Regions from separate parts of the Mus musculus genome. Here regions 1, 3, 4, 5 and 6 are each linked to region 2. Evidence: chromatin loops called from intact Hi-C (ENCODE). Cell type or tissue: left cerebral cortex. All regions are shown on one strand.

The links. A loop is a pair of places that touch in the nucleus more often than their neighbours do. Peaks named below come from ENCODE experiments on the same cell type or tissue, not always from the same donor. Only the 100,000 strongest peaks of a DNase experiment are listed, where the experiment ranks them.
Region 1: a loop joins it to region 2, with 7 times the contacts of the local background. A loop is called at or near these places in 6 of 42 quality-filtered maps.
Region 3: a loop joins it to region 2, with 2.4 times the contacts of the local background. A loop is called at or near these places in 3 of 42 quality-filtered maps.
Region 4: it touches region 2 in a loop (2.9-fold over the local background); 3 of 42 quality-filtered maps call a loop at or near these places.
Region 5: it touches region 2 in a loop (2.5-fold over the local background); 4 of 42 quality-filtered maps call a loop at or near these places.
Region 6: it touches region 2 in a loop (3-fold over the local background); 11 of 42 quality-filtered maps call a loop at or near these places.

What each region holds. Positions count from the first base shown.
Region 1 is chr14:61,437,654-61,442,653 of GRCm38, reverse strand. It overlaps Kpna3 (karyopherin (importin) alpha 3), which reads left to right and starts at 2,707. Exons shown (of 17, transcript NM_008466.5): 1 at 2,707-2,931. The coding sequence starts at 2,863. In left cerebral cortex, CTCF peaks have their summits at 2,361, 2,563 and 3,898; DNase peaks (open chromatin) are centred at 2,549, 3,100, 3,342 and 3,988; H3K4me3 peaks cover 2,151 bases; H3K27ac peaks cover 1,565 bases.
Region 2 is chr14:61,554,254-61,559,253 of GRCm38, reverse strand. It overlaps Spryd7 (SPRY domain containing 7), which reads left to right and starts at 2,368. Exons shown (of 5, transcript NM_025697.4): 1 at 2,368-2,733. The coding sequence starts at 2,628. It also overlaps the pseudogene Gm4118. In left cerebral cortex, CTCF peaks have their summits at 2,307 and 2,989; DNase peaks (open chromatin) are centred at 1,604 and 2,319; H3K4me3 peaks cover 2,340 bases; H3K27ac peaks cover 1,464 bases.
Region 3 is chr14:62,249,288-62,254,287 of GRCm38, reverse strand. No RefSeq gene overlaps it. Among named protein-coding and RNA genes, the nearest start is that of Dleu7, 41 kb to the left of the region's middle. In left cerebral cortex, CTCF peaks have their summits at 1,878 and 2,082 (motif pointing right); a DNase peak (open chromatin) is centred at 2,103.
Region 4 is chr14:61,328,394-61,333,393 of GRCm38, reverse strand. No RefSeq gene overlaps it. Among named protein-coding and RNA genes, the nearest start is that of Gm25716, 12 kb to the left of the region's middle. In left cerebral cortex, CTCF peaks have their summits at 1,950 (motif pointing left) and 4,776; DNase peaks (open chromatin) are centred at 1,986, 2,608 and 3,943; H3K4me3 peaks cover 361 bases; H3K27ac peaks cover 1,197 bases.
Region 5 is chr14:61,678,128-61,683,127 of GRCm38, reverse strand. It overlaps Dleu2 (deleted in lymphocytic leukemia, 2), which reads left to right and starts at 755. Exons shown (of 7, transcript NR_028264.1): 1 at 755-1,018. In left cerebral cortex, CTCF peaks have their summits at 981 and 2,015; DNase peaks (open chromatin) are centred at 1,645, 2,073, 2,529, 2,802 and 2 more places; H3K4me3 peaks cover 2,896 bases; H3K27ac peaks cover 2,868 bases.
Region 6 is chr14:62,455,286-62,460,285 of GRCm38, reverse strand. It overlaps Gucy1b2 (guanylate cyclase 1, soluble, beta 2), which reads left to right and starts at 3,997. Exons shown (of 17, transcript NM_172810.3): 1 at 3,997-4,210. The coding sequence starts at 4,088. Gm41172 (a long non-coding RNA gene) reads right to left here and starts at 3,819. Exons shown (of 3, transcript XR_874685.1): 1 at 3,729-3,819; 2 at 2,580-2,658; 3 at 1,106-1,288. In left cerebral cortex, CTCF peaks have their summits at 510 and 2,646 (motif pointing right); DNase peaks (open chromatin) are centred at 3,183, 3,883, 4,126, 4,797 and 2 more places; H3K4me3 peaks cover 1,764 bases.

The sequences.
Region 1 (5,000 bases), 120 kb after region 2:
GGGAAACACAGGAGCTAGGCGGCTGCTCTTCTGCCCCTTTCCCTCCTGGGACTCCCAGACAGTGAGATGCCATCTTCAGTTCAAGATGTGTCTTCCCTTCTCTGTACAGATCCTCACAGACACACTCAGAGGTGTGCCTTACGGATTTTCTAGGTGTTCTAAGTCCAGGCTAGTTGACAGTGAAGATTAAATGCCCACAGGGGACATTGTTCTCAGGCTGCTGACTGGGCCAGAATCCAGGTCTACACGGTGGCATTCTGAAACAGAACTTTAAGAAGTCAGGAAACTTAAATTTAAACCCTTTACAAGGAGGTACATTTGTCCGTCTGGAGTCACATTTTTATTCAAGTTTGTTAGCTTGTTCCATAGATTTTAAGTACTTCAACATGACTTTCGTTTGCTATCTTGCTTGGGGACTCACAAACATTAGAAGCCTGCACAGTTGGCATGTCAGAAAGGTCATCTTGCATAAGCCCTGAGATTCTTTCTCAAGCCTGCCACCCTTTTGGACTCATTACTCGTCTTTATCACTAGTTTCTTTTGGGAAAGAAGTGGGATGGAGGCAGCATCCATGCTGTTCTGTTTACCTGGGAATTCTAGCATTAGTGGGATGTCTTGAACTTAGGAAGCACTCGCTGAAAGGTCCTACTTGTGTGATGCTATGCTAAGAGAAGTGGCAGAGAGGATCAGGTGAGCCAACAAAGGAATACCTGCCAAATTATAATCGAAGTGGAGCAACAGCGAACATTTTTCTTTTAGTCAAGCAAGGCAATTAAGAGTGGCAAACAAAAAGTTCCACCACTGAACACTGAGCCATTATCCTTATGCCAAGTGACAGGTGAGGTTTTTTATGTACTTTTTTGTTTTGTTTTGTCTCCTTCAAATGAGTGGTCAGACCAGAATCACTGAGGGCTTGAAGTCCAGTGAAAAATGTGGACGAATTTTATTTTAAGAATGAAAGAAAAAGAAAGGAAAAGGGGGTGTGGTGTGGTGGGGTTGAAGTGGGTAAGGAGTACAATTAAAATAGTTAAAACAAACAAACAAACAAACAAAAAATAAAATAAAATACGGAGACTAAAATGCAGGTTTATGTTTTTTTTTTTTTGTTTTCGTTTTTTTTTTTCCCCGAGAAAACACTTCTGGCATTAGTAGACCATACTCCAGTAGGGCAAACATGGTCTAAATCCTTTTCTGTACTTATCAATTGACCATAACCAGCCACTCACAAAACACATTTGGGTGATAGCTTGGTCTTTCAGCTGCCAGCTCTTGACTTTCAGGTTCCTCTTCTTCTGAAGATTGTCTTAACTGAGTTCTTTATGGTATATTTCTACCAAACTCTGACCTGGCTTATTTTGATCGTATGTAGCATAACACTTCACATAAGCTTATATTGGCAGAAGATTCTTGTGGTGGTTTGAATAGGAATGGCCTCCTAGCCTCATGTGTTTGATTGCTTGGCCCATAGGGAGTGGCAGTATTAGGAGGAAATATGACACTATGGGGTGGGCATTGGGTCTCCTATGCTCAAGCTAGGTCCCTCCTGGGGCACAGTCCCTTTCTGCTGCCTGCGGACCAAGATGTAGAACTCGCAGCTCCTTCTCTAGCACTGTCTGCCTGCATACCTCCAAGCTTCCTGCCATGATGATAATAGACTGAACCTCTGAACTGTAAACCAGCTCCAATGAAATGTTTTCCTTTATAAGAGTTGCCATGATCATGGTGTCTCTTTACAGCAATAGAAACCCTAATTAAGACAATTCTGAAATGTAATAGTCTCAGATAATAATCAAATAAAGTCCACCTGCTGTAAAAACAAAAGCAAAACAAAAAACAAAACAACCAACCAACCCAAATCAACCAAAACCTGTTATTGTTCCAATGAGAAGCTAAAGGGAGATGGCAGTCTGGAGTCTGCAGCCCTAGGGTCTGATTAACTGCCTGAAGGTTACATTGTGTGTTAAGGTGGACTAAGGCATGGGGTCATAGAAAGGTAGGGCTGCCAAAGTGAAGGCTGCACAAGGATGCTTGGAGAAATCAGGGGATACTAGAACACATTTTCTTTTTTAATGAGAATTTACTAGTTACTGTTTTGATCTGACAGATTTTTGAGACCAACAATGTCTCTGTTCTCATTGAGTTTAATAGAGGTGCAAGAAGCAAGCATAAACACACACATCACACTCACATGTATTTGTGGAGTGGAAACAAGCGTGCTATTTATAAAACCGAAGCAGAGCAAAAGAACAGGGTTTGAGGGTGGCTGCTATTTGAGGAGACCCTAAAGAAGCCAAAAGCGCAAAGCACGCGTGGCCGTTCTTTTTCTAATTTTCCAAGCTGTAGGGAGCAAGGTGCGCCCCCGAAGCTCCGCCTCTCTCTCCCGATAGGCCGCAAGGTGCCATCTCCAGAGTTTCCCCGCCCACCACCCCGCCCAGAGGTGGGGCTTCGAGCCCGCGCTCAGAGAGCGCCGAGCCGAAAGCGCGCGCACAGCCCTCCCGGCATGCTTCTCGTCCTCTCACGGCGTGGCTCAGACCCGCGCCTGGCATGCTGGGAACTGTAGTTTCCGCCCTCCGCCCCGCTTCAGCGGTGGCGGTAAAAGCGACTAGGTCGGGCTCCATTTCTAGCACATGACTAGCGGCTGTGGGGAGGCCCTACGAAGGGGTGAGGGCAGGGTCACCGCGACAGCCGGCAGGCCAGCGCCCTGGCCTTCTCCGGCGCGCGCCTCTCCTCAGCGCCGCCCCCGCGCCGCGGCCACCTCGCGCTCCAGGCGTCACGGAGCGCGCGCTCCTCCCCCTTCGTCCCCTCCCGCTCGACTCGCCGCCGCCGCCGCAGGAGCAGACGCCTCCGGAGCCGCGCGCAGCCATGGCCGAGAACCCCGGCTTGGAGAACCACCGCATCAAGAGCTTCAAGAACAAGGGCCGCGATGTGGAGGCGAGTGTGCTCCGGGGCCGGCCGGGCCGGGCGGCTGGGAGGGGAGGGGCGGGGGCCGCGGCCGCTGGCTCTCGCCGGCTGGCGGTCAGTCGGAGTTGGCCGCCGCCTCGGGGCGCCGCGGCCCGGGCAGCAGCCGCCCTCTGAGCGACTAGCGCGGCACCTGGGACCACTGAGCGCTCGGCCCCGCTGCGCGGGCGCGGCCTGGCGTCGGAGGGGAAGGGATGTGGAGCCGAGGCGGGGTCCGCGGGCCGCGCGGGAGGACGGACCGGGATGCTGCCGGCCCGCGTGCCACCCGCACCGCCGGGGCCGGGCCGCGCCGCCGCTCGTGTCCGCAGCCGGTGCAGCCTCCCGCGCTGCCGCACATGGAGCCTCGGTCCCCGCGCTTACCTTGTGCGAGCCGGGCCCAGGCGGGCGGTGGCAGCCCTCAGAGGGGGGTGGGGACCAGCCGGGTAACTGACTTGTTTGAGGGTGGTGGATGGGGGAGGGTAGGATGCGCCAAGACCATTTTCTTATATTCCAGTGCGGTCCTTTGGACCAGTCTTCCCGAGCTGTTGCAGCTCATACCCCTGTGACTGCTGGCATTTAGAGCGAGCTAAAGGTGGACAATAGTTTACCATCTATTGTGTTGAAGCTTTGGGAAGGAGGTTGTGCAGACCTCTGATCTTGGGTTTTTTTTTTTGTTTGTTTGTTGTGTTTTGTTTTTTGTTTTTTTAAAGCTCGTCTTGGAGTCGAAGTGTGAATAATAGGAAAATAATTTCTTTCACCTGTTTTGCAGAAATAAATTGGATACATAAGATTCCTACGTCCTTGTATATACCACATGCCACCAAGCTAGTAGATTTTCCAAGTGGTTGCAAAACTGTAAACATTCATTGTGGTCACTCAGTTTGCTGCTACTCAGCATGTTGCCATTGTCTCATTAAGGTGACATTAGCAGCTACTATTTGCAAACTCTGCTTATTGAGGTAGCGCTAGAGGTCTCACTGCTCCTACTAAAACCAATGAAGTGTAATAGCACAAACTTCACTGGGACCCAACCTCTGGATTTGATGGGGGAAATAGTTTTAAGCCCATCCCCTTTTCTCTATTCTAATAGTAGGGAATATGATTTGTATAGTCCAATAGTTTTTGGTAAGAGGCTAGTTAGTAAATACAGGGTTTGGTTTGGCTAAGAAGCAGAGGAAGCTGGGCCATTTTTCAGGGCTACACAGTTAAGTGTGAATTGGAAAAAACCTGGGGGAATATCTGTGGAATTCCCACTTGAGTGAGACTATAGGCCTTCCATCTCTGTCCTGATCACGTGTAAGTTTCTTTTTGAAAATTACTTCCAAACAAAAGTGAAACCTAGCAAATGGAACAGCCATCAGTCTTTTTTTTTTTTTTTTTTTTGATAAGACTTAGTTTTGATCTCTTTTTACCAGTAATTTTTCTGTGTGTGTGTGTAGTCTCATCTCTCTTGCCTTTTGTTTGTTTTCTTTTTGAGACAGGGCCTTACTGCATGGCAGGCTGGTTAAGCACAGAGAATAAATCCTGCCTTGATCTCCCAAGTGCTGGGATTACAGGCATGGGCCACCACACCCTGGCCCACCAGTAATTTTTCTTGAGGCTTTTATTACTGTAAGCAAAAACTTGAATAGTTTATGTGGATACCGGTATTGCTTGTATATTCTTCCCTTCCTGAATGTTGGTGTAAGTTTTTGTCATGATTCACTTGAGTATTGTGTCCTGTTTGTTTACTGATACCTATAAGAACTTCTGCATGTAATAGACCCACAGCAGATAGTTGCTGCTTAGTAGAAGGTAACAAGTGGCTTGTGAATACAGGAAAAAGACAGTAGAGTTGCCAAGCCATTCTGTTTGATTTTATTGACAGCATTTCATTTCCAAGTCAGTACAACTAGGACATGAAATAGGCATTCAAATGGTCATTCTTTGTGGCAGACACAAAGAACTAAATATTGGTTTGCTATACCAAGAGTTTGATGCCTCATTTAATCCTTATGAGTTAAATGTGGCACTGTCCTTTACAAGAGAAAAAAATACTTTGATACAGAATTGCCATATTTCTG
Region 2 (5,000 bases):
GTCTGACTGAAATAAAGACGGTGGTCTCTCATTCCACCCACAGATAAGTAAAGAAACACTGAATGGACGAACACCACCTGCCTGCATGTACTCCTGCATCACAGGTGCTGCCCTCTGTACCAGCTGGGCTGTGGGAATGGGATCTTGGTAAACAAGTAGTATTGCTGAGCAAGTTTCCGGGCTCTGTGTACAAGTGCTCTGTAATCGGGGCCCATGCCACTATACACCACACCGATGTGTTTGGTTATGGGCTCCACCTTGTGAACACTCCTTTCATCATACAGGATGGATTTCTGCTTTTTTTCTCAGTTGCTAATACTACGCCATTTGCAGCTTTAATTCCCACTGAAGGGGCCCCTCCAGCTACTGCAGCCAAAGCATATTCAATCTGGACAAGCTTGCTAGATGGGCTGAATGTAGTGTAGTCAGCAAGAAGCTGTAACTGCGCTCTGCCATCTTTACCTGGAAAGTCGGACATAAAACAAATTTTATTTACATATGTTATAGCAGATTAGCTAATGTGAAGACTAATGAAACATGCAAAAAAAAATGAAGCACAAATTTGCATTTTTTAACCGAATATTTTTAGAGGGTTGTAACCTTAATTTTAAGTTTAAACTTTAAAATCTGAGATGCTAAAAGATGTGGTGAAGCAAATAAAGGGCTGGAGTTGGACCCCTGGGGTTTGTATCATACTTTGTATATTTTCTACCTTTGTGAAATTGCACAGTCATTTAACCTATTTCTTCATCTATAAAGTAGGGACAGTATTGAGCTTGAAATGTTGCAAAAAGTCTATCGTGTGGTGTGTGTGTGTGTGAGAGAGAGAGAGAGTGAGAGAGAGAGAAAGAGAGGATTATCAAGAGTACTTCAATAGATATAGAGGCAGTGAGGGAGAGGGGATAGTCTGAAATTATTTTAGCAATTACTTTGGGTATTAATTCTGTAATAACTAAGTCTCAAAGTAAAAAAAAGCCTTGGATATCTCCCTTAGTATCATAATATTTATTTATGTATTTGTTTATATTTTATGTGCATTGGTGTTTGAGGATGTCAGATCCCCTGGAACTGGAGTTGCAGACAGTTGTTGTGAGCTGCCATGTGGTTGCTGGGCATTGAACCCAGGACCTCTGGAAGAATAGCCAGTGCTCTTAACTGCTGAGCCATCTCTCCAGCCCTAAAAATATTTTTATAAATAGAAGAAACCAAAGTCTGAAATTTTTCCCTCATCCTATGGCTAAAAATCTCAATAAAGTATATTTACACTCAGGTGACTAAAAGGTTATGTATGGGAAACCATTACTAAAGAATTGGGAATTTTTGTTCAGTTTTCCAGGATTTGATGAAGACCCAGAAAACTTCCAGGGTGGGAATCTTATCTTGGAAGAGAGGTTTGAGCCAGATTCTGTTGGGACACCATGGGGTGTGAGGGATAACGACAGACAGATAACAAGTGACCCCCACTGGGGCCTTCCTTCGATATGGTAATAGGAAGCAGCAGACCCCCGTAAGAGCTGAGTTTCTCTTCACCCTCTCTCAGGGCATTCCCTTCACATTTCTAGGAACCATTGGTGCACCAGAAAGCTGAGTAAGACTGTCTGATCGGAAAGCAAGCCTGAAGACCTGAGTTCGATTCCCGGATCTCCAAGGTAGGGGGAAGAAAACCTATTTCTGAGAGTTGTCTTCAGACCTTGCCGTGGCACGAGAGCGCCTGAACGCACGTCCTGAGCACGAATATACAATAATGACTTTTTAAAAAGTCGTCTTTCGGCCCTGTCCCGACCCCTTCCCGTAGTCCCCTCATAAGGGTGACTGCTTGCAAGTCCTGGGTCCACGCAGCAATCAACCCAATGATAAACGCCGGTGCATGGAAAATGCGAAGAGCCTCGCCGCACACCCAAAGACCGGGTCCTCGGAGTCTGCGTGGCAGGATGCGGAGAGCCGGAGAGTTCCGACGGAAAACTCCCGGGCGTTTTATTAGCTCCATGCCCAAAGGAGGTCTGCCGATCCCTAAAAATCACTGCGGAGCCGCCCCAGGCAGCTACCAGTAGCGCGCCGACACAGCACGGAGCTACTACGGAGGCTGAGGCGGTCAGGGCTGGAGTTCCAGACCCTATAAACAGCACAGAAGGCCCTGTCAAACCAGCAACAACCACAGCCGCAGGGAATCCCGACGACTCTCAGCTCCACCATTCACCTGCCAGCCACAGGGCCTAGGGGAGGACGCCGCAGCACGCCTGCGCACGCCGCCACGCCCACCCCATGTCAGTCAGGCCACTGGCCACGCCCACTTTCAGAAACCCGGACCTTTTCCCCAACTCCGCCCTCTTCCAGGCGTCAGGCCACTGGCCCCGCCCTCTTTCAGTCAGTCAAGCCCGGGCCCCTGCTCGGCTCTCTACAGCGCCCTGCCCACCCGCCACACCCTCTTTGACTTGGGCTGGCCGCTGGCCCCGCCCACCTCCCGACACCGCCCCGCCCCTCCGGGCGGTCCTCGCTCCTTCGCCGGGGGACCTCGCCTCAGTCTCCGCTTCGCCTCCCGGCCCTGGCGTCGCTGTGCGGGCTGCGAGGCTCCCGCGACCCAGAAGCACTCGGGCGCGGGCGGAGCGGTGGGGCTGTGTAGCTACGCCATGGCCGCGTCGGCGTGGTGCTGCCTGCGCTGCTGCAGGGACGGCGGGACTGGCCACATTCCTCTCAAGGAGATGCCGGCCGTACAGTTGGACACGCAGCACATGGGTAAGGGCCTCCCGACTGGACCCAACCGCCCACCGAGGGCCGAGGGAAATGGGGCGGGGACCACGTGACCACGCAGCCCCCTGTGGCCTCTCTGGCCTCGGTCATCGGGCATGGGCTGTGCCAGCCTCCCAGGGCTGAATCTCTCAGAGAGGAGTCAGGTGTTCCCAGGTGAGGAAGCGGGGGCGCTCGCCCGCCCGCCCGCCATCAGTGCCCGGGTGTCGAGTGTCACCTAGTGTTTGCTGAGTCCTGTCTTCAGCACTATCAAATATAGGCTGAAGCTTGTTCTGGGGGAGTAATTTTCCCCTCACTTCCTGAAGCCCAAACAGGGCCGGTTGCAGAAGCCTGGAGTAGAGCCTCAGGTCGTAACAAGCCACTTCCACTAAAATCTCCATTGCTGGACACCTTAGTCACTGTTGGGAACGCTGTAATTTTATCTGACTCTCGCCATCGGGCCAAGCGATTGCAAAATAGAACAGTGCTCCTTCTCATCCATTTTTTTCCAGTTCCCAATGGCTTTATAATTAATTTAATAATAATTTCTCATCCAACATTCCCCCCCCCCTGTAGCATCTTTTTCTACATAGGATTACTTCAGTTCTTAGACCCTTTCCAAGCTTCTGGAATATTATCCAGGCAGATTTCCCAGAATAATTATTTCAGTTAGAGTGCTGTCTTTTTGTGTATTATTACAATAAACTAATGCATTTTTTGATTTCCCCAAATACCTCATTGTCTAAAAGACTGTATTTAAGTAACACAAGCATTCTTAATATCTACAACAAAACTCTTTTCTGCCCAGATAATCTACAAGTCTGGAAACATTGCCCATTATATTTTCTATTGCAGTACTATACGCAGTCGTCGTTTACTATGGTGTACAGTGCCACCACAAATTTACAGTCTCTAGTACAGAATTTCAGTACTAAATACCTTTAAGCCCCTATCCATCACTATAGACAGTGGATGTTCAGATCTTGTACTTTCTCTCAGGAAACATTTCTATTTAATTTATTCACTCAATGAATATGACTTTTAGGTGATAAGATACTGTATTAAGGGCTGAGATAAGACTGCAGGACTGTAGTGACTTTTGAGCCCATGCTGTGCTGTCTATTATGTAGAACAATCCTTATTCCTGGCCTTTTTCTTTTAGGAAGAACTAAGTGACCCATTGTATCTTTGCAGTTTCCCTTTCTCCTGTGCTATCCAGCACCCTCAGGTGCTGAGTGAAGAACCGGGATATGGTCTCTCAATTTCTTCCCTTCCGTGGAACTTTTTTCTTAACCTATTTTACAATAAATTGAAACTACCTTCAAGCTTGATGTGAGAATCACAATAAAAAGGAAGAGAAGTGTTGAGTTAGAAGAATGATTCAAATGCGGATTGGCCTTAACTTGAAAACATGGGAAACATACTGCTTGTGTTCAGCATAAAATTATACAACCTAAGGAATATATTTGGAGCCCGGCGTGGTGGTGTATGCCTTTAATCCCAGCACTCGGGAGGCAGAGGCAGGCAGATTTCTAAGTTCGAGGCTAGCCTGGTCTACAAAGTGAGTTCCAGGACAGCTCCCCCAAAAAAGAATATATTTGGACTTTTTTGTTTGTTTCATACTAGTTTCGTTTTGATTTATTTTGTTGGTTTCTTGGTTGCTGTTTTGTTTTTAAAGGAGAGTAGTCTCTATATTGCTCAGGTTGTCTTCAATTCCTGGCTCAAGCCACCACCACCTCAGCCTTCCACATGTCTACAGGTGTGTACCACAATGCCCTACTTGTTTTCTCACTTTCTTTCCTTTTTTTCTCTTTTTTAAAAAAATACACATTCCATATCTAAACAATGATGTTGCATTACTTAAAACCATTTTGAAGTTTTAAAAATATTTTTCTTTTGATTCATATAATTGTGAATTGGTCTTTTAGGAACAAGTAACTTTCAAGGTAGTTATTTTGAAAGGGATATACCTATCCTGGTTGTGTTTTGTTACTGTTATTTATTTATTTTTGGCAACTTGATGCAAGCTAGAGTACCTGAAAGGCAAGAAGGCCTTCAATTGAGAGAATGCCTCATCCAGGTTGTCTGTTGGTAAGTTTGTAGAGGTTTTTTGTTTGTTTGTTTGTTTGTTTTTGCCTAATGGTTGTTGTGGATGGGCCCAGCTCATGGCAGGTTGTCCCAAGTTGCGTAAGAAAGCAGGTTAAGCAAAGCAGGAGGAGGGGCCCAGTAAGCAGAGTTCCTCCATAGCCTGCCTCTGCTTCAGTTTCTGCCTCTAG
Region 3 (5,000 bases), 700 kb before region 2:
ATTCGAAATTATAAATATAAAACAATTTAACAAAGTTGACAAAGAATTGAAACTTGTGGTTGAAACTGTGCTACCCAGTAAAGATAACTGCAAAACAGTTGTCACTCTACAAATTCTCTAGCACTGTAGTCAGGTTAAGGGGTAATAAGGTGAAATTCATTTGAATAATATTTTGTGTTTTGCTAAACAGATCTATTTTCCGATCAACAAGTGATATGCAATACCACAACTGAACTATTTCCATTGTTTGTATAAGAAATCCAGTATGCCGTTTATATTTATTGTAAATCATAACTTGTGCCAGCCACATATTAATATAAAATATTCAAATATCCAAATATAGAAATCTGTAGGGAAAAATCTAACAATCTAATAACAAGGAAAAATGTCTAGTATTCACTAAAAGTGAGAGTTTCACGTTAATCTAGTAGAAAATAATTTCACTGCAGATTGACAGAGACCAATCCATTTTATAATAAGCTGAGCCCAGGGGTTACAGGGTGGGGGTGGGGGTCATCTTATCTGCTGGTGTCTGGGATGTAGCTCAGTGGGTGTCAGTATCTATCCAGGTGACCAGTGAACACATCTCTTACCTAGTACTTCCAAGTCTAGAAATTTTCTTATGATATGCTTGCAAATGGTTTACGTTATCAACAAATTACTGAGTTGTTATTTATTAAATAAATACTGCTTAATATTATCAATAGAGGACAGGTCAAATAGATTTCACAGCACATACAGGACAAGGTCACTATGAAACAAAAGTGAATGGGGAAATATTTGAGGTCACAAGATGAAAGATGTACATTATATTGTTATAGGGGGAAATGAACAAGAAATAGGTAAATAAAATGCAAAATTACATGTACATACACACACACACACACACACACATATATCAAATACACCTGGAAGGACCCATTTGTAATTTGTAACTTGGAGTTGTGTAAACCCTTCATTTTTTTACAGTTAGTACTCAAATATGTATTACCTATTCAGAAGTTAAAACATTTAAATATATTTTAAAAGGTGTTGGAGAAGCAAACACATATATTGCGATTATTTTATTTAATTTAAGAAAAAAAACACAGCAAATCCCGGTATTATCTTCTGTGTAAAATAACAGCTCAGCCATTGACATAAATGACGTCCTTTCCCAAACACAAACACTTCACTCAGATCAAGGGTTTGACATCTGAGAGTTGGTTTGGGCCTGAGTTTTCCTCACAGCTCTAGCATCTGCTTAATTGCCCCATCAGCCCCTCTTAATTGTCTCTGATGTTCTGTGTCTAGCGGACCAAAATGGAGAATGCTTTCCAGTGATAAGCTGTGCTAGTTGTTCTTGAGTATTGCTTGCTTGTTTTCTCTTCAGAGTTTTGCCCTGTGGCAGAGGCTGGCCATCCTCCTGTCTCAGGCTTCTGAGTGTTGAGATTACAGTGTGTGTGTGTGTGTGTGTGTGTGTGTGTGTGTGTGTGTGTGTGTACAATCTTCTTTGCTGACCTTGCCCTGAACCTCTCCGGGAAACCCTCGCTGGTTCCCAATCCCGACTGCCCCTCACAGTGGGTCCCCAGGGGCTCTGGTCACACTAGGCCTTACTTGTCTGTCTATTGACTGACAGTCAAGACACTAACTACTACAAGCTTGGCTTGGAGGTGCAATTATTAACATACTAGTTGAAAATGAAGTTGCAATGGCAACTTCATTAAATCTTGGAATTCAAGATTTAAAAAGTAACTGTAAATCAGTTGGAAGTTGAGTAGCCACCACTGGAGGAACGGAAGGATCTATACTTCTTGGATCACTGTGAATTCAACCTTGTGCTTCCAAAATTGCTGTAAGGACAATGAAGCCACATGAAGTCTGAACCATTACAAGAAGGTATCAGAATTTAATGCTCGATCAGAGTTTTCCAGAAACTACATATGCATCCACTGGGAGATGGATTAATAGTCATTCTAAATTTCAATCCACAGTGCATTGATTAATCCCACCCCCACCCCAACCCTGCTCTGTGGACTCTGCCCACCTTATATGGCTGAAGTCGAGTAAAAGGGATGAGATGTTTCCGTACCAACCAGAAGAGGGCAGTGTTGAGTCACCGATCTCATTTGAACTAATCATGTCAGCAGGGCAGCACACAGCCTTCTATCTCCTTCCCCATAAAACAAGACAGAAAAGGGCTACACAAAGTTGGAAAATACAGGCTTATAGACACAATGCTGAAGGTTGACATGCTGGAATGATGTAAGATTGGGAGTGGGAGCAGGTGGATGGATGGGGAAAAGATGCTGTATAAAGTGGGGGCTACCTGGTCTCTGCTGAACAAGCTGATCTCGTTAGCTGTGGGGTTTTAATATTTGTTTTCTATCTATCTATCTATCTATCTATCTATCTATCTATCTATCTATCTATCTATCTATCCAAATAACTATCTTTTACCTACTTACCTACCTACCTATTTATTTAGTGGTGTGTGTGTGTGTATGTGTGTGTGTGTGTATACACGCACATGTACATGTGCCTGAGTGTGGAAGTCAAAAGACAGCAATAAGTGCTTACTTTCCCTCCTGTGAGCTGAAGGAGTTGAGAGGGGTTGGATGCAAATCATGAGGCTTAGTGACAAGCACCTTTACCCACAGAGCCATCTGGCTGGCCCAGGGATGGGAATTTTAAAAAGCAAGGGTAAAAGGGTCTTCTTGCAAGTGATATGTATCTCAGGGAACAAATATTTGATGGTTTCTCTTGGTTGCCAACTTGACTACATCTGTAATTAACCCAAACTCAAGCTACTAGGTGAAGGATGTATTTGATTGGATCATTCGAAGTGGGAGGACCCAACCTTAAATCTGGGCCACACCTTCTGCTGGTAGCCTGTACAGAGGACTTGGAAGAAGAAAGTTCTTGTTGTTTGCATCCTTGCTCTCACTTTTGCTGGCAAGTTCAACCCTTCACTGGCATTAGAACCTACTTCTTCAGTGTTCTGGTGGATATTAAAGACCATCTGTGCCGTCCCGCCTCATGGACAGAACAACCATTGGACTCTTGGGCTTTCTCTTAGGAGACAACCATTGTTGGAACAGCCAGACCCCAGCCTATAAGTCACTCTAACAAATCCCATATCTATCTATCTATCTATCTATCTATCTATCTATCTATCTATCTATCTATCTATCTTATTTGATCAATTGTATCTTATTGTTTCTCTAGAGAACCCTCCCTAATACAGAATTCTTATTTCTAGAAAGTTGTAGTGCCTCCCCAAACATTCATGTTAAATTGAGTCACCCCCACGGTTTAGCTTGCTAGCAATCATTTCCTAAGCCTTTTCCCTGCTAACCTCACACAGGTAGGGAGTTGCAGGGCCCCAGGCTGCTTGCTGCAGAATTATCTATCAGGTTATTAGGAGAATCTCAGGCAGTAGGAAACAAAGAGTTATCAATACCATTGATGGCTCTCTCCTCACCTCCTCAAGAACCACACGCCCACTTTCCATAATGCAAGGATGTGAGAGTACAAAGAACCGAGTGGAGTGTTTTCCAAACTAAACGCTTAAGGCTCTGGGTGGTTTATTCAGCCTGGCTGCTTTACTGTCCACTGCTGAAGCGCTTCGTTTGCAGGAGATGCACAGTGTGTTTGCCCTGCTTGAAAGATTCTGCTAGTGGCTATGTTCTTCATGCTCAATGCCCTTTCTTCACCCAAGGACAGTTTAAGAAGAGTAGGTTGCAATTAGTACATTAAAATTACACGTAATGGGAAGGGACCCATAGTCCAGAGTGTCTAATCTCTTTGGTTGGTTGGTTTGTTTGTTTGTTTGTTTGTTTTTCCTCATTTTTTCCTAATCTCTTTTGAAAGCAAGGAAACTTTCCAACAGCAAGAGGAGTGCTTTCTTGGTTTCAAGTTTTCCCTTGAACACTTTTGAAGGTTTTTAAACTTCTTTTTACACGCAGTCATACAGGCTAAGCACTCTTCATGGTGCTCTTGGGTCTGAGTGCCACCTGCTGTGACTACCAGATGCCACCTCTCTGTCCTTTTCATGCCACTAGCTTCTGTCCTGTGCTGTTACGCTTTCTACTTTCCATACACCACACTTCCCCCGTGCACTCCCCACAATGTGTCAACCCCAGGTAGACATCCTCCCCACTTGGTGAAACATGATTTATTCTTCAAACCTGGCCCAAATGACACCTTGTGTCTGGAGCCTTCATTGTCCCCCTGTCATTCTGTCTCCTTCAGGAAAAAACCAAAAACCTAAACTAAACCTAAAACAACCCCCAAAGACAAAACAACAGACACCCAAACTACTCTTACTGACTCTCAGAGCTCTTGACATGTTGATAAGCTGCACACACACACACACACACACACACACACACACGAACAATCCAACAGTGGAAACACAGTGTTTCAGCCACACAGGAGTGGGCCATCTGTAACACCATCCATTGCCTTAGAGAGAACGAAGATAGCCCAGCAGACAGCTATCATGTAGTAAAAGTCTCCAAGTCCAGCAAAGAGGAGAAAGCTTGTTGCCATAACTTCTGAGGATAACATTATTCAACTATTGTCCCCAAGTCAAAAGTGTCCATAGAAAATATTTTAATTCCCTTTACACTAGTACCAAAAGAAGACTATATGTAGCAGTCATTTTAGAGTTCATTTCCAATCAATCAACTGACCAATCATTAATCAATCAACCAAGCAATCAACAATCAATCAATCATCAATTGATTATTTTTCTTAGTAGACTCTTGTTATATAGCCCTAGTTGGCCAGGAATGTATTAGGTAGGCCAGGCTGGCCTTGAACTTGGTGTGACCCTTTGCTCTGCCTGTCACAAGGACTGCAGTTGTGTAATCACATCTGGGTTACAGAGTCTCTTTTAGACAAGATCCTAACCTCTTCAAGTCTCTGTACTTAGTTCGATCTGTGCAGGCGTAATTAGGGATGGGAATGGCTAGTATGACTGCAGACACAGAAATCACTACAGTTAATAAAATTTC
Region 4 (5,000 bases), 230 kb after region 2:
TGCCTGTGTACACAGGAGACGGGGAGCCACAGCAGCCATCCCAGACGCCTCTGCTTCCCACCCAGGAAAACATGGCTCCCCCCATTGCAAACTGTTTTGCCTCCCCTAAGTGGCATGCCAGCCGCTCTAGGCACCCCAGCAATGAGGCAGGATGCAGCCCAACAGTTGCTAGCAATCATCCTTGACTTTCGAAGCCAGTTTCCTCAGATGTTTGTGTGATTGGAGGAAGTAGACTGTTACTTGAAAGTATTAAATGGCCTCTTTCCAACTCTGGAAGAGAGGCTGCAGTGTGGCCATTGTGCTGCAGTTAGGTCCTGGTTCAATCCCTTCTCTCCCTGAAGCCGTACCTTGGCCACTTCTTGGAGCCTGTGTCTCTGTTACTTAAATGGCCCTGAGTGGGGTCTATAGTAATTTTTGTACACCCTTCCCAGGGCGTACTTGGAATTCTAGATTTGTGTGTAAAAGTCGTTTATCCGGAAGAAATCCGAGGGACACAGGGTGAGAGCACCCATGAATTAGGTCAAAGTCAACTTAAAAGTATACCTCCCAGCAAGGTGGTAACTAAGGCCGAGGCAGAGGAAGCTCCAGTCCAGAGCCAACTGGGCTACAATAACAGGACCATGCCTCCAAAACAGGAACATCAACAAAAACGTGGTCTTTCTACTCCAACAGCAAGGATTACACACAATATTAGATGCATCCCCAGGAACATAAAAGATCTGAAAGTCACTCAGTTGAAGGTGAGCTATGCACAAATAATAATAATAATAATGATGATGATGATGATGATGATCTGTGTTTCTTAGTCACTTTTCTCCCGGCATAACAGAACACCATGACCAAGGTAACTTATAAAGGAAGTTATAATATAGTTATATATAACTTATAGTTGGAGGCTCATGGTTCATGATCATCATGGTGGGAAACATAGTGGGAGGCAGGCAGGCAGGCAGGCAGGCAGGGATGGTGCTGGGGCAGTAGCTGAGAGCTTGCACCGTGGTCTATGTGAGGCAGAGAGAAGAAAGAACACACTGAGAATAGCCTGGACTTTTGAAAACTTAAAGGCAGTCAGTCCTCTTCCAACAAGCCCACATTCCTAATCCTTCAAACAGTTCCACCAACTGGGGACCAAGCATTCTCACGTGAGCCTAGGGGGGGCCACTCTCATTCAAACCACCACAAAGTAATTTCCAATCACGTGGATCTACTCATTACACTTGAGTAGCCCTTAACGTCATCACTTATCTTGTAGCTTATGCACTGCTCTGTTTTTATATTTTACTGATTGGACCGTGCAGCTGATTGACAGCAGTTTGTCTTTTTATTATTGTTTTTGGTTGGTTGGTTGGTTGGTTTGGTTTGGTTTTCCAGACAGGGCTTCTCTGTGTAGCCCTGGCTGTCCTGGAACCTACTCTATAGACCTGACTGGCCTTGAACTCAGGTATCTGCCTGTTTTTGCCTTTGGTATGCTGGGATTAATGGTATGTGCCACCACTGACTGGTGTGATAGCAGTTACCTGTAATAACATAGCTTTCTAGAAAACTCTCAGGGATCCCCAAATTTTCAAATATAATCTGCACTTGTCCCCACAACTGTCTTTGTTGATGAAACCTTTTGCTGAAAAGTCCATTAAAATTTAATTTGCCTCTCATTTCTTGCCTGTGGTCCTGTGTTAAGAATGAAAGTGAATTGACCTTTGACATTCTTGCCTGTGTTTTGGTTTAGAGGTGTGTGTGTGTGTGTGTGTGTGTGTGTGTGTGTGTGTGTGTGTGTGTGTGTGTGTAGCAAATTTCCTCCATGTGCCACTGTGTGCCCAGGTCAAGCAAGAGCTGTCTCCAGTAATTCTCTTCCCATCTAGGGAATAGCACACACCACAGATACATGAGTTCCTTGTTAACAGCGCCATCTGGTGGCCTCCGAATAACAAGACAGCGCAGTATGGCAACTTGTGGTTGTGCAGACCGTATTCTAATACAGTAAAGCAGTTGCTTCTTGTGGCCTCATCAGCTCCCTTTCCCTGGAGCCTCCTTCCCCAGCAGCCCTTTCCCAGACTGCCCCTCACCCACTCGGCACGTTGGCTCCAGAAAGTTCAAGCTGGTCCCGTTGGCTCTGGGCCCTTCTGCCTGTAGCCTCCTGGGCAGTAGGGAAAGCTGCTAGTAGCAGCCTGGGTGGAGAAACGTGAACTTAACCTCGTGGGTTTGTGCCCGGGGCCACCTTGAACCAGGCCTGGCTGGGATTCTAGTGCTAGAAGGCCCGTGATTTACTGTCTCCCTGGGCAGCAGGTGGCCAGGGTATTTTTAGCATCTGGAGTTTTTAGGGCAAGGCTGGGGGAGGGTAGAACAGTGAGCTCCGAGGACATCGGTTCTTTCAAGGTCTGAGTTCAAAAATCTCCAGACAATGGGCCCTTCCCCTAACACTCTTGGGTTTGGGTGTAGGGTGTCCATGATAAAAGCCACGCACGCCGCCGCCGTTCATTTGCCTTTTCCATTTGTTAGGCAGTAAGTGGAAGAGAGAATGGAGTGGATTTGGGATGCCAACTTGGCAGGCATTCAAGGAAAGCCTGACTGTTGTTAGTGCCCAGCGCAGATCTGTCCCTCTTCAAAGCACTTCTGTTCGCTGTATTGTCCAGCCCTCATTAATCCCATGAACCCCAAAGACGATTATCATATTCTACCAAAGAACTTGGCAAGGAAAGCTGAGAGGTCTGCCTGGTGCCATGGGTACGGGAGGGAGGATCTGCGGCTACACTGCCACAGAGCTAGATCCTAGCTGTGTGCTCAGTGAGACTGGATTGGAACCGCTCGCTCTGCAAGAGGATTGGAACCGCTCGCTCTGCAAGAGGCGTGCTCCCCTGCCTCTTAGCTTTCTCCGGAATGGTTGGTACAGCGCTTAACATGTGCTCCTGTGAGACTGAGCACGTTAAAAACCCTCCTTAGACTGGCTTTCCTGCTTCAGCTCAAGCAGTTATTTATGGAACAGGCCCTGAGTGTATTCTATCATCATTGTCTTCCAGAGAGGGGGACATCTCAGAACAACCATAAAGGGGTGAGGGGTCAGCGACTCTCTGTTCCAGCCAGGAGAGGACCAGGGGATAGTCCTAAATCCAGGAGAGAGAATCCTCAATTATGTGAGCCCCCTTCCCCTTGCCTGACCCTCTGGGTCCCTGCATTGCCCCCAGCTGGGTTCCCCCAACATAACCATACCTGAAGAATAACCACAAGTGACATCATTCATGGAAACTGGTGGTGATGGGACCAAGAGGGGACCCACCTCCCAGAGACTTTATGGGGTTCTGGCCCAGGGGAGTCACCTTCATCATCACTTCTGTGGGCACCAAGAGGCAGAAGCTAGGCCCAGGCAGGCACTTCCCACTCCTGCTGTGTAGCCCTGAAGTATAGACACACCAGCAAGACTGAGAAACTTCTGTGCCCTCCAAGGCACTCAAAGCTGAATGCACAGAACCCAGAGTCGAACACAGATGGGCCGGACATGTTTGTTAAGTTAAGAATTGAAACCCAGAGCCAGGCGTGGTGGCACACGCCTTTAATCCCAGCACTCGGGAGGCAGAGTCAGGTGGATTTCTGAGTTCGAGGCCAGCCTGGTCTACAAAGTGAGTTCCAGGACAGCCGGGGCTATACAGAGAAACCCTGTCTCAAAAAACCAAACCAAACCAAAAAAAAAAAAAAAAAAAGAGAGAGAGAGAGAGAGAGAGACTTGAAACCCAGGACTCAGTGGTAATCAAGAGGGACTCCAGAAAGCCCTGCAGGTTACAGACACTTATTTGACACCCTCCCTTCCTCCCAGAAGTGAATGAGCCCAGGGTTGAAGACAAGGGCATTTCTCAAAGAAGTTCCAGATGACAGCCAATGTATCCCAGCTGATAGCAACCTGTTGGCAAAATGCCATATAGTATAGGTAGTGCTTATGAAACAGCGGGCCTGATCCTGAAAGAGTTTACCTCTTCCTGCTCAGACCATAGGGAGAAAGCACGAGCCTGTGATCATGTGTTGAAGGCCCTGAAGGGTCCCATTGACTACCTTGCTCACTTTGTGTTCTCTACAAAATACCTGGGTGGCTTCTACATTTCTATCCAACGGATACACTCCAAAATAGCCAACGGACAAAGATCTTGAGTTCTTATGCCAGGGTAGGAAAATAAGGTTGAGGGGAAATATAAAGGGATGAGGATAAGGTTTTTTTTTGTTTTGTTTTGTTTTGTTTGCTTGTTTGTTTTTTGTTTTTCGAGACAAGGTTTCTCTGTGTAGCCCTGGCTGTCCTGGAACTCACTCTGTAGACCAGGCTTGGCCTCAAACTCAGAAATCTGCCTGCCTCTGCCTCCCAAGTGCTGGTATCAAAGGCATGCGCCACCACTGCCCGGCGAGGATAAGGTTTTAATTGTGGGATAATCAATAGGACAGTGAATTTTAGTAACATGGAGTGAAAGCATGCTGAGTTCACAGGGCTAGGACAGAAGTTGCTGGAACCCATTGGTGGAAAGCCAGCAGCCCTTCAGAGAGGGCCATGTTAGAGAGCAGAAAATGTGAACAGGGAAATCTGGGGGTCAGGCTGAGAGATGCTCAGCATTAGGAGAACACGCGGCTTTGGTTAAGCCACTTTCTGTGGGTGTGCTGAGGATCCACGAACACGTTCCCATGCTTCTGGGACAGGCACTTTACCCACTGAGCCATCTTGCCAGCCCCCTTTGGTAGCTTCTTTGAGGAGTCTGTCCTTTGAGGAGTCAGACAAGTGGGACTTCCCGCAACTGGATGGAGAAGTGTCAGTCCCAGGAAACCCCACTAGAGGCCCACAGAACCTGAAGGGAAAGCCCTGAAGGAAGGGAGTGGGAGACAGGCGCTTCATACCCCACACCGGCTCCTTTACAGCCATCCCCATCATTTCCAGGCTGGTGGAGGGCTCTGTGGGTTTAATCTTGGTTTGGGGTGGGTCTGTGAGCATCACAGTTCTGTGAGGTCTCTGGACCCCACCTCCCTGCTGGATG
Region 5 (5,000 bases), 120 kb before region 2:
TTGTCAAGGAGTCGGATGCGCAAATGCCTGGGGCTTTAAGCAGCTGGGAAAGCGAGAAGGAAGCTAGCGTGAAGCTAGCTGCACCTGCGGATCCAGAGCGTCCGCCCCGCGCTTCCCGCGCCCAGCGCTTTTGCCTGGGAGCTGCTGCGAGCCACCCCCGCACCCCTCACGCCCGTTGGCCGGGGGAGCGAGGCCTAGCAAGCGGACGCCTGCGGGAGCCGCCGCACGTAGGGGGCACAGGGACTTGTCCAGGCCGTGGGCTCCAAAGCGAGGCCCAAACGCGCGCGCTCTCTGCAAGTAGGGCGGTGGCGCTCCCAGAGACGGAGGGAGGTAGAGACGCCCGAGCGAGCGAGCGAACGGCACGCTCGGGGCCACTCCGCGCGCAAGGCTCGGGTCCGGGAGAAATTCCCCCCCCCCACCCCCCGTCGAGTGGTCAGAGTGCGGGTCCCCAGGTCGTGCACACCACCCGGGCCGGCGACCCCAGCCAGGAGCAGGGGAGCGCCGCAGGGCGGAGGCCGCTGCCACGGAACCAGGCGGGCGGCGCACAGCCCCGGGGAGCTGGTTTTCCCGAGAGGGCACGTGACGGGGTTGGCAGCGCTCGGGCCCGGGCGGGGGGAGGGGGAAGTGGCGAGCAGGAGGCCCGGGGGCGGGCGGCTGGCGCGCTGTGTACTTAGGTCGTGTGCTGGGGCTTTTCTCTCCTGGGAGCGGGCCGAGGGGCGGGGGAGGGGCCACCGCTCCGCCTTCTTCTTTTCGCAATGTTGACGCAATCTATAAATAGTGGAACAAAAGGACCAACTTCCTCGGAGCTTTGCTGAAACTGCACAAAAAATCGAGCTGGGGGGTTCCCTGGTCCCCGATGTTGGGGCGGAGAGCGCGGCGCCGAGGGAGGGGGCGGCGCAGACCGGCCTAGGGGACACCTGGTCGAGCGCAGCCGCCGCTCCGCTCGAGCCCTGCGCTCCAGTGCCCCCACTGGCTGGAGAGCTCGCCCAGACCGGGGGTCTTCCTCCGTCGCTGACAGGTCAGTGCGCACCGCCCCTTTCGACTCTAGGCTGCTTTTCTCCCTCCTCCAGCCTCCACTTTTAGAAGGGAACCGGGGCGGGGGCGGGGGGCGGTAAGGAAATAGAACGAGGAGCAGCAGCGACAGAAGGAAAAAAAAAAAAAAAAAGCAAAGCTGTAACCCCGGCGTGCACGGAGCGAAGAGAGTGAGGGGCTCCAGGAGGAGATCTGCGCGTGGCCCCCACGGGAGACGGAGCTGGCAGAGCAGGCGGGCCGCAGGGTGAGAGGAGGGGGCTCCCCGGAGGCCGTGCGCGTCTCTCGGTCCCCTTTGAACGCAGACCTGCAGAGTCCGCCTGGTCCACGGTGGGAGGAATGAGTGGAGAATTGTCGCCGCCGCCACTGCACCCCCGAGGCCCACGCACCCTGAGCGCCTAAATTTGGGGACAGGGTGGGAGGGGGGCACCCTGCGCTCAGGGAGCAAGGACCTGAACTCAGGAGCCCGCTGCTTCGCCGTTGGGGAGGGCGGAGCTGGCGCTGTTGACAGCGGTGAGGGAGCAGGGAGGGCGAAAGTTGGGGAGAGGAGGCGGGAGAGGTGGGAGTCTAGTTGAAAAGGGGGGGGAGGGAGCGCGCGCGCGGGATTCTGAGGGGCGTGGATCACGTGATGGGCAACCACCCCCGCTACAGGCTGGCGGTAGGGTGACGTCACCACCCTGCCTGCAGGGGGTGGCACTTCCGTTTTCTCCCCCCCCCCACCCCCCCCAGGGCTGCTGCTCCCAAGCTTCTGCACCCTCCTGAGGGTGGGCAATAGTCTGAGGTCATCAGGTGCTTTGGCAACAACCGGGAGTTAGGCAATGAGGGCTAGGTCTGAAGCTCAAGCCGGGCCGCCCCTCGACGCGCCCCATTGTGTGAGCAGTGGGCGAGGGCGGTGCCGGGTGCCGGGCCCCCCGCGGCTCCCAGCTCCAAAAGGGCGGGGAGGACTCTGTTCCGTCAAGGCGGAGTCTGGCCACTAGCTGGTTCCTGAGTCCAGACTTCGAGATCCCAGCGACTAGGGTCTTACTCGCCTGACTAGCCCTCTGGGCGCCTGGTGGTTAGGAGCCAGTTCTATGGCTCTGGTCCGTGGCCCAGCTTGATGGGTGTGTGGTCAATCTGTCACCACTGGAGCGACTCAATTCCAGCAGTCCTTAAGAGCTATTTTGAGTAAACTCTGGGTTTTGGTGACTCAGCTCGGTGAGCGGCGCTATTTATAGGTAGATGAGTTAAGAGCGGGGAAATACGCTTCGATAGGATCGGTCCGCCCTATTATAGCAAAGATCTCTACTAAGAAGCAACAATTTAAAGTCTTAGGAAAGAAAAATACTTGGTTCTTAGAATCTGTGTTGTAAGGAGAAGACTTAGAACAGTGAAAGTGGAACATTTCCCGGAGTAAATGGAGAATTTGGGGACTGTCATGACCATTAACTGGCTTTTCGGTGTAGGTTACTGACTCTCCTAGACACCTGCAACATAGAATGCCCATATTAGAATGATAAAAGGGGAAACTAAATGCTGGCAAAGTCCCTGCACTATATTCTGTAACAGGAAGGGATGTGTGATATTTATCTAGTGTCAAAAGTCTGGTCTGGTGGGAATTTTATGTTTATCACCCAATTTCTTCCAAGAAAGTACAACAAAAACGTGTGCTTTTCTTCCCTAGTGTGTAAATGTGCCACTAGTACGTTATTGCTTGTTGGGGTGTTATGATTTTAATTTTCACATTCCCACATTCCTTCAGCCTCCACTTTAGAAATCCAAGAGGCATATGCTATGAGAAAGATTGTGAGGTTGTCTGTCGGGTGGGAAGAGTTGAGTGAGCTCTCCTAGCCGCTGTAGCTTTCCATAGGTAGTGTCACCTGGGGTGTCTCTTGAAAGAAAGATGGTGACTTCCTGAGTGGTTAGGTCAGCTAAGAATAAAAGTGTCCAAAAGACTACAGAGTACACACACTGGGGCCTGCAAGATAGATGTGCGTACTGGTACGGGTGCTGGGTGGGAGTTGAAAAGGGGTAAGAGGGAAGCTGGACAGATGGTCAGGGCCTTCATGATTCAGAATAACCATGCTGAGGAATTTGTATTTGTACCTGAATGGGCATTTTTATTTTTTTAGCCTTTTAGGATGAACAGATATGCTTTGAGGGGAAAAAAAAAGCAATGGGTGGTGGTTGGTTTTTTTTTTCCTCCTACAAGTAAACAGAAAATGTAGCACAGGATTTCAAAGGGTTTCTCTGCTTTGTGATGCCTCAGCTCAAAACCTGCAAGAAGGGAAAACCTCCAGAAGATGTCTGATAGATGTGACAATTGGTCACATAGGCCTTGTGAGGATCTGGGAGGCTTAGAGATGGGATGTAAAAGGATTGTGAGCTAAGATAGAACCTGCTAGAACCACCTGCCATGTACCCAAGAGAAGTCATTAGCTGTTTGAGGTCAAGGGATGCACAGTCTTGTCTTTGGGTGAGTAAGAAGGTGTGGACCTCGGGGTAAACACATTTTTTACACTATGGGGGAACCTTTCCCAGGGAGGTTGGTGTAAAGTCTGGATCTCTGAAGTCACTAAAATATAAGTGGTAGCTAAAGCCATGGGGGAGGCTAAGAGGACCGGGAGGCTGTCTAGTTAGCCAGAACTCCAAGGAACACTCACACTTAGTGCAAGTCTAGAGCAGGAGGAGGCTTTAAAGGACAAGGCTAAGTAAAGAAATAGTGTCCTTAGTGTATGGCTGTAGTCCTCCATGGCTCTAATCCTTGGTGCATGGCTATAGTTCTGTAGGCCATCCGTCCTGCTACCTGAAAATAAAGAGAAACCTGCTGCTTCCTTCATAAGACCAAAAAGAGCCAGGCATGATGCTTAGTGCCTGTAATCCACTCGGGAGGCTGAGGCAAGAGGACTACTGTGATCTCAAGACCAGCATGCAATACAGACTATGACTGTCTCAAAAACAATGGGACTGGAAAGACTTCCACTCTTAGTGGAAAAGAAAGCATAAGAGTTGCATGTACTTTTCCCATTTTCACAGTAAATGCTAAGTCAACAGTTACCAGGTAAATGATTGGCTTAATATATCTAGAGAACTAAAAATAACACTCATATCAAGGTAAATAAAATGTTCTTTATAACCTGGTATCTTTTACAGTTTGCCTTAAGCTTCTATTATTTATGTATCTTTGATGTTAGATTAAATATGCTTCTCTTTTAGAGATAAAAATAGTGGCTGGGCTATTTTAATAATTAATATTCTCCTAAAGGCAACTCAGAATACTTTTCTAGTTGCATAATTATATTTACGAGTCAAAAGCCCTATACATTCATGCTACACACATTTTAAAATAAGTACATTGCAGGGTGGAGAGATGGCTCAGCTGTTAAGAGCACGTATAGATCTTCCGAAAGACTGGAGTTTGCCTCTCAGCACCCATGCTGGGAAAATTGCCTGTGACTCTGATTCCAGGGACACCTGGTACCTCTGGCCACTGTGGCACCTGCACGCACATATGTGCACACTCGAATCACACACACACACAAATACAAATAATTAAAACTAACAAAAATCTTTAAAAAATAAAAACACCCATATAGTGAGAAAACATGAGTCTTTTGTAGATCACTTGATGATTTTTTTTTGAAGTAGCTTCTTAAAAAATACTTTTTAAAGTTTCTTATACAGCAGTGATTTTTTTTTAATGGACACAGCATTAGCATTACATTAACATACTTTGTTATCAGGCCCCAAACCTTCTGACTTCTCTGTGATGTCACAGCTGCCATGGAGGCAGCCCAGAGGAACTGAAGTAAACACTTTCAGATGACATAATGCAGCCCTGAAGGAGGAACAACCTCAACCAAACTCTACCCTATAGATTTGCACATGCAGTTTTTCCATATGCCGGAATGCTTGCAACCTTGGTGTGATGGCTAGTCTTGGTTGTCAACTTAACTACACCTGGAATTAACTAAAACCCAAATGGCTGGGAACAC
Region 6 (5,000 bases), 900 kb before region 2:
TTACCTTAAAGTTTGGAAGTGGGAAACCCAAATCAGCCATATTAGTTAAGAGACGGTAGGGCTTGTTCCTTCTGAAACCCTCCCTAGCCTCTGGGGATGCTGGCATTCCTTGGCTAGTGGCCTTTCCTTGCATGACCCCAGCCTCTTGCTTCCTCAGAGTTCCAGCTGACCTCTGCCTTCTCTTTATAAGGACATTTGCAATGATATCAGTCCCTCCCATTTGGATAATTCAGGATACTCAATCCATCTCAAAAATCTTTCATTTAACCAAATAATCAGGGTCTCTATTGTCGGGCAAGGTACTGCTCCTAGGTTCTGGGGTTAAGTGAGCATCTTTGGGGGATGGGGGAGAATTCATTTTTCAACCATACGCGTCCAGTATCACAAGATGTCACCAAAGACTTGTCACAGGAAAGTCTGAGTTAGTCGCAGAAGGCTGGCTGGAGCAAGTTTTCTGACTCTACCGGTCTCCTCTCTCCTCTCGTTCTCCATGGTTAGCTTGCAGTCACACCAGTGAGCGCCACTCTCTAGCTCACCAGCAGGTGTCCTCTGGTTGTGCTCACAGCGACCTAACCTGAGTTCGTCCACTCACACACCAACACGCCCCACTTCACTTGGACCTGCAAGAGGGAGAACGTAGCCTGGGCTACTGTCCGCAGTGCTTGGAACCTCACTAATCACACCTTGTAGATGGCTTGATGGACAGTTGGTCTGAATGAACAAAGTGAAGAACTCAGATAAGGTCTGGAGACAGCAAGGGGCATCACTGTGTAAAGAGTCTGGGGAAAAGAGAGGGATTCGGGCTAAGGCTGTGTGATGGTTTGTATATCCTTGGACCAGGGAGTGGCACCATCTGGAGGTATGGCCTTGTTGGAATAGGTGTGACCTGGTTGGAATGGCTGTGTCACTGTGAGTGTGGGTATAAGATCCTCACCCTAGTTGTCTGGAAGTCAGTCTTCCACTAGCAGCCTTTGGATGAAGACGTAGAACTCTCAGCTCCTCCTGCACCATGCCTGCCTGGATGCTGCCGTGCTCCCACCTTGATGATAATGGACTGAACCTCTGAACCTGTAAGCAGCCCCAATTAAATGTTGCTTTTTATAAGACTTGCCTTGGTCATGGTGTCTGTTCACAGAAATAAAACCCTAACTAAGACAGGCTGTATTGCGCATGCTCTGTGCCGGAGGCTGTGAGGCAGGATCGAAGCAACTCAGAGCTTAAATTCATTCATGAGACGCGAATGCCGAGCAGAGTGATCAGAGATGCCCGACACGGACTGCGGTGAATCCTGGAGCAGAAGAGCAAGATGGATGTGAGAGATGAATGAAAAGCAAGCAGTTAGCATTGTGGGTGTGCTGAGGACACGTAAGGTCTTATTTATCCCAAATATGAAGCTAGTATAATCATGATACTTTACTATTGTTGTTGTTATTACAATTATTATCATTACGATCTCCTAATAGTTTAGATTATGACTTTGAACCATTATGCCTAGCTCTGTTATTTTCAATTAAAATACGTATGTGTTTATACATACATGTGTGTGTGTGTGTGCATGAGTTTATGTGGACCTTGTGTCTGCAGGTGCCTAGGGAGGCAGAGGACACCGGATCCCCCTGGAGCTGGGGATAGAAATAGTTGTGAGCCACCTAATGTAGCTGCTAGCTCTAAAACCTGGTTCCTATGCTAGGACAGTGAGTGGAGGCATCCCTCTAGCCTCTCTCCCCCTTTTATAGACAGCCTCATTATGTAGCTGATAGGTGTAGAATGCAATGCACAGAGTAGGTTGGCCTAGAACTCAGAGAGATCCTGCCTCTGCCTTAAAGATGTGGTTAAAGATGTGTGCCAACATGCCTGGCATCATTGGCCTCGCTGTCTGCCTGAGATAAGACCCAGGCTGGACTCAGACTCTCTGTTCTGTAATGATGCTGGAACGTCAGTGCACCTCACATGCACAGCTGTAACGTTCTAACTTAGAGTGCTGAGGTGATAATTAGATGATCACTGCCTGTCAGAGTGCAGGGCCCATAGTCATCATTAGCTGGTTATAATGAAGGCATATTAATTATCACCTAGGCTATTCATTTTGTCACACACTTAAAACAGTAGTGGAAGAAACTTTCTAAGAATGCTTTTCTAAGCGCTGCTGGAAGAAGAATGATTTAAGAAAATCACTTTCAGGAAGACACTGTGATGAAAATACCCCACCCCACCCCCAAAGTCACAGGCCTGTCCCCTCCCGGACCGCCACCTCCCTGTCTGTAGATGATGCTCCTGGATCTAGCTCCCGATGTAGAATCAGGTCTGAGCAGAAGCAGGAGTCCTCACAGCAGCAGCTGAGGCACAGTGGGCGTGGTCACTATTGCAGCTAACATTTTTCAGGTTTTCAAAGCATCTGCATTCAAGTGCCAACCAGTTGTTTGCAAAGTACAGTGTGACCTGTTTGCAATCAGGTCACCTGATTTCTTCTTTATCAAGTAAATCAGATTCAATTAAACTCGAAAGAGACTGAATTTGGTCTCAAATGAGCCCCTGCACATCACAATGCTTTTAGATTTATGAACATCAATCGCCCTTACCTTACTAGGATCTGTAGGTATACATAACTTTGGCCACACGATGGCGCTTCGCGTCCAACAATTCCTGGTCGGCCACCGACTGAAATTTTAAAAAGCAAGTTGAAGAGAGGATGAGGTAGAGCAGGTTCACGCCGCCTGGAGGCGAGCTGGGCTCGTGGGTGAACGTCCTCACTGTGGAAAAAGCCTATGTTTTTTCTGGCTTTCTGGATCCCAAGCGAAGGCGCTGATGCGAAATGAAAGGAGTAAGTGCCCAAGTCCCGGTCCACATGCAAATCAAAACTCCATCTTCCAGTGTACCTGATTGAGAGAGCTTTTATCTATCTATCTATCTATCTATCTATCTATCTATCTATCTACCATCTATCCATCCATCCATCCATCTCATTTATTTTTGAAAGAGTCAAGTATTATTGACTTTCCTAGAAAAGGGATATCACTTGATTCACTAAGCTGCTGCAGTGTGGCAGCTACAAGAAAACCTCTGGTTTCTCTGCACCACTGTTTTGTCTTTCGAGGGAGTTAATGGTAAGAGGACCAACTTTACAGGGTCACAGTAAGGAGGAAAGGAAATTACGTAGAATCTAATGACATTGCTCACACCCACTGGTGAAAACCCAGCAGTTTTGTGTGATTTATCCTAAACCAGGAGGAATGTGCGGGACCCAGTACTGCGCAGCGTGTGGTTAAAAGCAAATGATTTCCGTAGCTGTTGTGATGGGTCTAAAGCACGGCTGTCCGCTGTGGCTGTTTAGGGGGATGGACTGTCTTCTGGGATTGGCTCCTCTGACTTTTGCATGCTGAATTAATAACTATTGAGATAGGTCTGGAAGAAATGTGGAGCCTTTGTTTCAGACTGTATTTATCATTATCATCATTATTAATAATTATTGTTTGTTTCTGAGAACGGGTCTTACTGCCTTGAGCTCCCCATTCCCCTGCCTCAGCTGTCCTAGAGATTACAAGCACCAATCACAACGCTGCTCTCCCGACACTCTTGTTTCATTTTGTTTTGTTTTTAAAGACAGGGTCTTGCCCTGTTGCTCAGTCTACTATGGAGAACAGTTTCCCTCCCCAGTGTTCCAAATGGCAAGGCCAATAGCCAGTCCCATGGTGACTGGCTGGAAAGCCTGGCTTTTACCCCAGCCTTACCTTTAGCCCACTTATCCCCACTTAGCCACCTGTCAGTGAGATGTTAGCCACGCCAGGGGAGTCAATCAGATAGCGTACAATGCTACACAGATGCAAAGGGAAAACAGTCAGTCAAACCAGAGAAGGGTGGGACTTCTCCGCCCGCGCAGATCCTTGCCCCTGCGAGATGCCTTGTCCAGCATTGCTTCCTTAACCAATAGCTAAAGCTTATTTAAGCATGTGGTATCCTCTAAACAATGAAAGCTTGTTTCTCATCGCACAGGATGCTAAGTCTGTCTTGCTGGGTCAGCTTACATGTAATCAGAAGTGTGTGTGTGTGTGATGAGGTTGTATTTACAAACACCTGTCTAATTGAAAGGATGGTGATGTCTGAAGTGTTGTGTGCTGAGTATACGCTAAAAGTTAAAATGTCAGACACAGCAGACGGTGTGCTGTATGAGCCTCTGCGAGCGGAGTTTAGGAGCAAGCGAACCCATCTACAGGTACAGTGAGGAGCGCAGTGGGAGAGGTTGGGGGTGGCTGAATAGGGGCACCAAGGGAACTTGCTGGACAATGCAGACACTCCATTTATATCTGGGTATGAGTTATGCTAGCATATATGTTTGCCGTAATTTGTGAGACTATTCACTTCAGAGCAACAAAGGAAGTCACAAACAAACAAAACAACAAAACAAAATAATAAAACCCTCTCAACCCCCCAAAAAGCCAAAAAACTGGTCTCTCAAAACAATGATCCCAGAATATACAGGGAAGCCCGTGATGTCATGGGAACGGAGGGGTGTCTTCCCATACAGTAACAAGTCCTCCCCAGCTGCTAATGCATCTGAAAAACCTACGAGATGCCAGCTAATCTTGCAGACAGCTTCGAAAGCCAGGGACAGCCTTCCTCATGCACACGCTGTCTGTGTCTTTTCAAATGTTTACAGAGTATTTACAAAGAGTAGTCCTTTGGGTGGCAGTTGTAATTAGGGAAACTGGCAGAGAAAATTAACACATACCATAAAAGAGGGATAATTAGTCCTCTGCCATATACAATATTATTATCAAAAGGCATTCACCCTGGAATCCGATTGGTTTATACACACTGGCCTCATAGGGACGCTCCTCCCTTCCACATCACTCTGGGTATGAAGCTGCCACGTTCCTTGGATGATGGGCCATATGGTACTTAACATCAGAATGAAAATGAGCTCGTGCTTCTTATGTGAGATGCTAAAATTTATTAGAAAATCAGAAAGCCTAATTTCCACCAAGTTCCTGAGACCTACCATC